Linked DNA regions of Homo sapiens: region 1 is linked to region 2. Evidence: read pairs that join two places in POLR2A ChIA-PET (ENCODE). Cell type or tissue: Panc1. All regions are shown on one strand. Links, peaks and the distances in the headings refer to the core of each region. The heading gives the core; the rest is flanking DNA.

Region 1 (4,403 bases), core at 215-4,214, 70 kb before region 2:
AAGACTTTGGGGGGTGGAATTGATATATTTTGCAGTACTAGTTACTAGTGGGTGGACTACATGTGAGGATTATGGAATAAAAATTTTTTTGAACAAAAGGTGTGCATTATAAACAAGTCTCATTATATTATTATTATCATTTTTTCTTTCGAGGTGGGAGTAGACAGAAGAGACAATCAGGATAATCTTGTCTGTCATAGCCAGAGAACATCAGAAAAATACTCCATTTAAAGAGAATTTATTTTCTCTGGCTGGCAGAAACAAACGCTTGTATATCTTATATATAATTATATACATATATATGTATACATATATACACACACATATATATATGTATACATATATACGCACATATATGTATACATATATACGCACATATATGTATACATATATACACACATATATATATACATGTATATACACATATATATGTATACATATATATATATATATGTATAACACTTTATAAAATACCTGGATACCTGGTGGGTATAGACTAATGCAGAATAAGCTATTCTTTAAAATCTAGTATCCACAGATAATAACAAGTATTGGTGAGGAAGTGGAGAATTAGACATTGCTAGTGGGAATGTAAAATGGTGCATCTGCCTTGGACAGCACTTTAGCAGTTCCTTACATGGTTAAACATAGAGTTATAAGACCAAGCAATCCTACAACTAAATATATACCCAAGAGAAATAAAAACATATGTCCACATAAAAAGGTGTACACAAATGTTCCTTGCAGCATTATTTGTAATAGCCAAAAAGTGAAAACAGCCTACATGTCCATCAGTTGATAAATGGATAAATATAACTGATATATTCATACAATGGAAAATAATTTGATAATAAAAAGGAATGAAGTATTGATGCTACCACACGGATGAACCTTGAGAACATGCTTTGTAAAAGAAACCAATCACAAGAGACTACATATTATTCCATTTAGGAAAAGTTTTCAGATTAGGGAACTACCTAGACACCAAAGTAGTTTGATTAGTAGATACCCAGACCTAGGACTGGTGGATTTGCCAGCGGGGAGTAACTGCTAATGGGTACAGGGTTTCTTTTTGGAATGACAAAAATATTCTAAAATGGATTGTGGTAATGGTTGCCCAATCTGTGAATATACTAAAAACCATTAAAGTGTGCACTTTAAATGGGTGTATTGTATGGTATGTGAATTACATCTCAATAAAGCTGTTTTTAAAAACCTAGCTTCCAATATCTTGGCATCTTGGCCTGTTTCCTCCACTACTTGCTGCAGCTAGAGCTTTTTGCAGTGGTATTTGGGAAAAGTAATGTGTGGACCTCTGGTATCTTAAGTCCTCTACTGTAAGGATATTTTCTGAGATTTCATTAAAAATTATTACTTAATTAAGCCTGGAATTGCAACCCAATAGCTTCTCAGTAGGAATACACCATCTGTGCTGTTCTTTAGATGAGTTTATTCTAAAAGGACATTTTATATTTCAAAGTGTGCATTGATTTAATGTATGTAGCACTGCTATATAGACTTACAGGCTGAGTTTTTAAGTTTTTAAAAATATTTTATCAAGTATATACAGCCATTGTATTTTTACTGTTTTATGAGCACTATTGACTCAAGGGGCGTTAATTTTGAATGGTTTTAATTTTATCCAGTTACTGCCTTAGGCTATGTTTTGTGGAATCTTGCTTTTCTATCCCTTAACAATATCTAGCAGATCTTTTAGCACTCACTACTGCGGGTCACTTTCTCATTATTAGAAGGTCAACCTGGTCCATTTTTAAACTCCCATCTTATACCTGATTTAAATCTAATATCTTCTTTCTACTCCATCAAAATGCGAGGAACATGGTCTGGTACCTCCTTTTTCCCCCTAATCAAGCCGTAACTCCTTGCGGGTGAGGGATAGGTAATAAGTGAGAACAGTGTCCCTTTACCTAATTTCACATGGTTGTCATCTTCCTGCATCTTTGGCAAATACAGCCTTGCCATCCATGCCTTCTGGGTAACAGGTGTCAAAATGCTTCTTCACATTGGGTAACTGGGAGAGTTCACTGCCCAGTTCCCTGATGTTGAAGACCTAGCCTAGACTCAACCCCCTTGCCCAGCCCAGCCCATTTCCCAGTAGTGTACTGGTAAATGTTTAACAAAAGGCTGGGCAGGGGTGGTATGTGTATATGTACATACCTAAGTTTATTGTACATTTTACTGATGTAAACAATGTATAGTAAATAATTTACAACAGTAAACAATGTATAATAAATAATTTATAAATTATAAAATATACAGTACTCTTAAATGTAAATTTCATATAGCCAGCTGATTCTTCCAGAAAGGCATTGATATTTGCCAAACTCTTTCCTGTGTATTCATCCTGTGATTGCACCTGACAAATGAGTATATTTCTAACATGACTGTTGGGTGATATTTTCATTTAAGAAATAAGACAAAGTGAAACAAAGATGTCAGAGCTTGTTTTTAGTAATGTCATGAGCAACTTCTTTGCTAAATCAAATAATAGTTTTCAAATACTAGAAGAATGTGTCCTCCAATTTTTGTACTGTTCACAGTGTGAGGACTCTAGAGATGATAGACTTTTAAGTTTAATCTGCATTATTAGCATCTTCTTTATCACTTCCTTAAGTCTAGACAGTCAACAATAAATCAAGTCCTGATTTTGTACCATTTTTGCATTTCAAGTTGCCAACATAACTCTTAATAAATGGATAATTGGGACAAGATGCATGCTAGCACAATTTTTCCCACCATGCACATAGACAATAAAAAAGTAAGAGCATAGAGGGTAATAGTAAACTGATTAAGAAGTGATGAGTTTTTAAGTATTTTCTATGTTTGTTTTTAATATTACCTATTTAATTATAAGTTTGTATAATGTTTTAATAATGGCTCCAGAGCACCACTGCCCCTCACACACAGCATTCTTCTAAGAATCTCTTTGCTATCAGAGTCCCCTCACCTGTGTGCTCCTTTCTTTTTTTTTTTTTTTTTTTTTTTTTTTGAGACAGAGTCTCGCTCTGTCAGATAGGCTAGAATGCAGTGGCACAATCTCAGCTCACTGCAACCTCCGTTTCCCAGGCTCAAGTGATTCTCCTGCCTCAGCCTCCCGAGTAGCCGGGATTACAGGCGTGTGCCACCACGCCTGGCTAATTTTTGTATTTTTAGTAGGGACAGGGTTTCACCATGTTGGTCAGACTGGTCTCAAACTCCTGACCTCGTGATCCGCCCATCTCGGCCTCCCAAAGTGCTGGGATTACAGGCGTGAGCCATCACGCCCAGCCTGTGCTCCCTTCTTGATAGGACACTGACAAGATAGCAAGGATCGTACAGACCGCTTTTTTTGCCACTTCCTCTCTCTACTCAGCTAGTCTAGGAGCAGGTCAGCAGGTCAGCTACCTAAGCAACTCATATCTGATTTAAATTTCCAGACAGGGATAACACTCAAGAGTCTCCTTGAAGACACTCTGAATCTTTACTAACGAATCTCTTGGTACCCTCCCGAAGTGGCTTTGAGAAAGGAAAGCCATCTTTTGGAGGGGAGGGTGTGGAGAACAGGACACCTCCACTGCCACACAAACTACACTCCCAAGGTAGTAGCTCAGTATTCCCACAAACGTCCTTTCTCTTCTTTTTCATGTTTTATGTTGGACTCCTGGAGCTGGCAGAGCCAGCTTATCTTAATAAGTCCTGAGGGAGATATTAATGTCTCCTTGGAATTTGGGATAGTTAATACCTCTTTTAGTATCCCTGGTTATTGATTCTGAAGCAGTAGCACATGTTGCTAGATTTAGGCAGTTTTATTTAGCATTCCCAATTTTAGATCTAGTTTGATAATGTCCATTATTTGATTTAAATCATGGAAATGATCGTTTTTCTCCCTTAATCACTACAAGTCACACACTGTTATGTCTTTTGAGGATACTTAATCTTTCTGGTTTGGGTTAAGCCTATAATTAGTAGTCAGGTTTTTCTACCTTCCAAACTACAAAAACCCAACTTTGTCCTAATCACTTCATTTTAGACTCAGAGGAATTCCAGTGTTTCTAAATCCTGATAACATTATATATGTATGTATAATTTTAATTTTTATTGTAGATTCAGGGAGTGCATATGCAGGTTACAAAGGTATATTGCGTGTTGCTAAAGTTTGGGGTTCTGTTGATCGTGTCACCCAGATAGTGAACATAATACCCAATAGGAAGTTTCTCAGCCCTTGCCCCCTTCCCCGACTCTCACTCTCCTTTTGAAGTCCTTAGTGCCTTTTGTTCCCATCTTTACATCTGTGTGTGCCCAGGCTTAACTCCCACTTATAAGTGAGACAATGCAGTATTTGGTTTTCTGTTTCTATGTTAATTCACTTAGGATAGTGGCCTTCAGCTGCATCCATGTTGCTG
Region 2 (4,403 bases), core at 137-4,136:
TGGGATTACAGGCATGAGCCACTGTGCCTGGCCTTTTCTTTCTTTTGTTTTTTAACAGGCACTTGTGAACATTTCTAGCTATTTTCTTCTGATAAGACATTGCTATCATATCTTCCTTTAATTTTCTGAGAAGGGTTTTCTTTAGTTCTTTGAGCATGCTTAGAATAGCTGTTTTATTTTTATATTTTATTTTATTAATTTATTTATTTATTTATTTGACAGAGTCTTGCTCTGTCACCCAGGCTGGAGTGCAGTGGCGCAATGTCGGCTCACTGCAACCTCCGCCTCCCGGGTTCACGCCATTCTCCTGCCTCAGCCTCCCAAGTAGTTGGGACTACAGGTGCCCGCCACCACACCTGGCTAATTTTTTGATTTTTAGTAGAGACGGGGTTTCACCATGTTAGCCAGGAAGGTATCGATTAGAATAGCTGTTTTGAAGCCTTGTCTACTAGGTCCACTATCTGGACCCCTTCAAAGGCAGTTTCTATTGCTGGCTTTTTTTTTCTTGTGTATGGGTCACACTTTCTTATTTTTTTGTTTGGTTTTGTTTTTGCATGCCTGGCAATTTTTTGTTGAAAACTAAATATTTTAGGTAATATTTTGTAGCAACTGTGGATACTGACGCCACTGCTAGGGGTGGTGATGGTTATTGTTTGCTGGGGTTTATTTATTTGCTTAGCGACTTGACTAAAGTAATCCTGCAAAGTTTGTGTCCCTTGCAGTGTGCAGCCTCTGACATTCAACCTCAGATTTCTCTGACCTTGTTATTCTCTTTTAGCCTGGCCACTTAGGCTAGGAATCACTTCTGGCAGGTCACCTTCTTATTGTTCATATGTTGTACTTAAGCCTGCTTAGCAGTTAGATGTTTATTGTTGGAAATGTGTGTTGCTTGAAGGTTGCTAGCCCAGTTGTGGGGGAAGGGGTTACCTTTTTCTCTCATGTTCTATTATCTTAGAGCTCTGTGGTCACTCCTCTGATCACACCCTGGAAAGGTACAGCCTTGGACATGCATACAGTCTTCCAGACTGCCAGGGAAGACTGCAATATTATTATTTACTTTATTTTTATTTGTTTATTTTTTGAGACAGGGTCTCATTCTGTCACCCAGGCTGAGTGCATAGCTCACTACAGCCTCAACCTCAAGGCTCAAGTGATCCTCCCACCTTAGCCTCCCTAGTACCTGGGACTACAGATGTGCACCACCACGCTCAGCTAATTTTTAAATTTTTATTTTTAGAGATGGGGTCTTGCTTTGTTGCCCAGGCTGGTCTCCAACTCCTTGCTTCAAGTGATCGTCCTGCCTCAGCCTCCCAAAGTGCTGGGATTACGGGCGCCAGCCATCATGCCTGGCCTCTTTGTCATCTTGATTTGCCTTTCCCCTGGGACAGAACCTGTGCAAGACTGCAAGGAGCTGGGGTCAGGGACCCACTTTTCCCAGAGTGATGAATGCCCAGATTTGCAAGTAGGTACTGGGGTGGCAGCTGTGGCAGCTGTGGATAAGCCTGTTCTTCTTGGCTTGTCCGTTGCAGCATGGAACCTCCCTACTACTAGTGAGTGAGCTGGGTGGGGGTGACAGAGGCCCCAGTATTCTCAGCCTGCTTCACCTGGAGTAGAACTTCTACCCTACAATCAAGGGAGGCAAGATAGAGAAGGGGAGTTGGTACTGCCTAGAATAGAGCTTCTGCAACACAGGGCTGGGGGCAGGAGGGGTGAAACCATACCCTCAGACTGGCAGGTGGAAAGGGGGGATGAAAAGAGAGCCCCCATCATCTTGGCCACACCTGCCCAGAGTGGAGGGTGCAGAATGGGTAGCACTTCCATTAACACTGAGCTATGGGTGCAGAGGGTAAGGAAGCAGGAGGTGGCTCAACTGCCACAGACCCTTCCTACGAAGGTTTAATATATTTTTTTGAGGGACTTTTTCTTTGTTTCCTGTACATCCTTTGAACAATTTCCAGGGGCTTTAAATTATTGCCTTTTTATTATTTTCACCACTTGAGTTGTTTTGCTGGAGAGAGGGTCTGCTGAGCTTGCTTCACCATTCTGAATGTCCTGTCCTACACAGATGGTTTCTTTAACCTCCATATTTGATTGGATTGATGGTCTTTTGACTGCTCCATTTGGGAGGAATGAAAGCTAAGAAAGTCATTAAGGGCCAAAGGATGGGAAGTAATGACTTGTGGATGTTGCCTGCAAATAGCAGTTGCTTAATGCAAACTCTGGTTGCTTCTTAAAATTTTAAATGATGTCATATTTTCTCCACTCCACCCTCAAAAGTTATCAAAACAGAATGCTGGCAGCTCACTTTCATTTCATATCACAAATAAGTGACACACAGTATTTTCAAGTTGGAAGGAGACATCAAACAAATGAGGAAATAAGTCCCAAGAGGACAGGACTTGCTATTCTAGTTTTCCAATTTTTGTAGGAAATAGGAAGTGGTAGTCAAACAACAAATGATGTCTTTAAAATGGTATTTTCAAATCGAGTACTGTTTCTGGATAGCACAAACTATTTACAACTCAGCAGGGTCATAGCAGGCTTTATATTCTCCAAAGAATGCATTTTCTTTCCTGAGACAGAGGGCCCTAGACAAAGAGCTGAATCAAGACATTCCTTCACAACAGCAACAATTTGAAAGTTCAGTTCAAATACAATTTGAAATCTAAAGAACTCAGTTGTAACATTTTAAAATAGAAAGATAATTCTCTACTTAAAAAGTTATCATGTCAGTTCTTTTTTTAAAAAAAAAACATATTAAGAAATATTTCTTTTTTCTTTTTTCTTTTTATTTTTTTTTAAGATGGAGTTTCACTCTTGTTTCCCAGGCTGGAGTGCAATGGTGCGATCCTGGCCTGACCTCCAGTGATCTGCCAGCCTCAGCCTCCCAAAGTGCTGGGATTACAGGCATGAGCCACCATGCCCATCTATTTTTTGTATTTTTAGTAGAGACGGGGTTTCACCATGTTGGCCAGGCTGATCTCAAACTCCTGACCTCAAGTGTTCTGCCTGCCTCGGCCTCCCAAAGTGCTGGGATTATAGGCATGAGCCACCGAGCCCAGCCAATATTTTAATTTAAAAAATTGTTTTAAATTTAAATCACTTCATGAATTTGCATGTTATCCTTGCATGGGGGCCATGCTAATCTTTCATTTATTCCAATTTTAGTGTATGTGCTGCCGAAGCAAGCACTCTAAATTTTGTCTTACCACAATCCTTTGAAGTAGAAAGTAGTAATAGTATTAGTACTAATAGTGGAAGTTGGGAGACTTGGGTTTTAGTTTTACCTCTTTCAGTTATTGTCTCTAAACCTTGGGGAAAAATCATTTAATCTTCTTGTGCCTCAGTTTTCCCAGAAGCTACACCCTTAGCATCCTGTGGTATTCTAGAACACTATTACTTCTAAATGTTTTGCAGAATGCTATTAAGCATTAGGAGTGGTAGAGTATTCACACCTTCATTTTGGAGGTGAGGAAACCAGACCATCTGCATATTTACTGATTTGGCCAGTATCAGACAGCCAGGGAGCAGGAGATCCAGGGCTTGAACCCAGGTTTCTCCAGGCAAATCTGTGCTCTAGACACAGAGTGAAAGTCAATGGGCTCTAACACACACAGATTACCAAGGTGTTCCAGGAGCTACAAGATGAACAAAACAAGGCCTCATCCTCAGGGCTTTTCCATGCTGCCTCCTGGCCCTTCCCACTCCTTCCTATTGTACGTAGTGTCTACTCCACCACGAGACTTGTGTCAGCATTGACGTCAAGAATATAACAGCCTCTCTTGATGTCTACCAATGCTTTGCCTCCACATAAGTCATTCAGTTTCTCTGTGCCTTGGTTTTCACTTGAAAAAACAAAACAAAACAAAAAAACCTTCCAACTGCAGTACGATGCAGCAAAGCCCAGCTGACTGCATAACGAATGTGAAACTTTAAAGTGCAGGAATGGAGTATGGTACCTGTTTCTAGTGACACCGTTTCTCCAGAGCATCTCTATGTAACCATGGTTTTCATATCCTCATAAATATACTACGACATAGCACACCGGGAGTATAGTTACGACAAAAATTTCCCATATAATAAAGGTTGTCTTGGCGGGGCATGGTGGCTCATGCCTGTAATCCCAGCACTTTGGGAGGCCAAGGCAGATGGATCATGAGGTCAGCAGGTCAAGACTATCCTGGCCAACATGGTGAAACACCGACTCTACCAGAAATACAAAAATTAGCTGGGTGTGGTGGCGTGCGCCTGTAATCCCAGTTACTCAGGAGGCTGAGGCAGGAGAATCTCTTGAACTCAAGAGGTGGAGGTTGCAGTGAGTCAAGAAAATGCCATTGCACTCCAACCTGAGCGGCAGAGCAAGACTCCATCTCAATAAATAAATAAATAAGGGTTGTCTCCAG

What was found. Peaks named below come from ENCODE experiments on the same cell type or tissue, not always from the same donor. Only the 100,000 strongest peaks of a DNase experiment are listed, where the experiment ranks them.
Region 1: POLR2A ChIA-PET joins it to region 2 with 7 read pairs; 2 of 35 experiments call an interaction of 5 or more read pairs at or near these places.

Annotation. Positions count from the first base shown.
Region 1 is chr3:23,568,298-23,572,700 of GRCh38, forward strand. The region is part of intron 5 of UBE2E2 (ubiquitin conjugating enzyme E2 E2); the gene reads left to right. Among named protein-coding and RNA genes, the nearest start is that of UBE2E1, 240 kb to the right of the region's middle. In Panc1, for the core only: no CTCF peak of the experiment used is centred there; no DNase peak of the experiment used is centred there.
Region 2 is chr3:23,638,401-23,642,803 of GRCh38, forward strand. It overlaps the pseudogene RNU6-788P. Among named protein-coding and RNA genes, the nearest start is that of UBE2E1, 170 kb to the right of the region's middle. In Panc1, for the core only: no CTCF peak of the experiment used is centred there; no DNase peak of the experiment used is centred there; H3K27ac peaks cover 373 bases.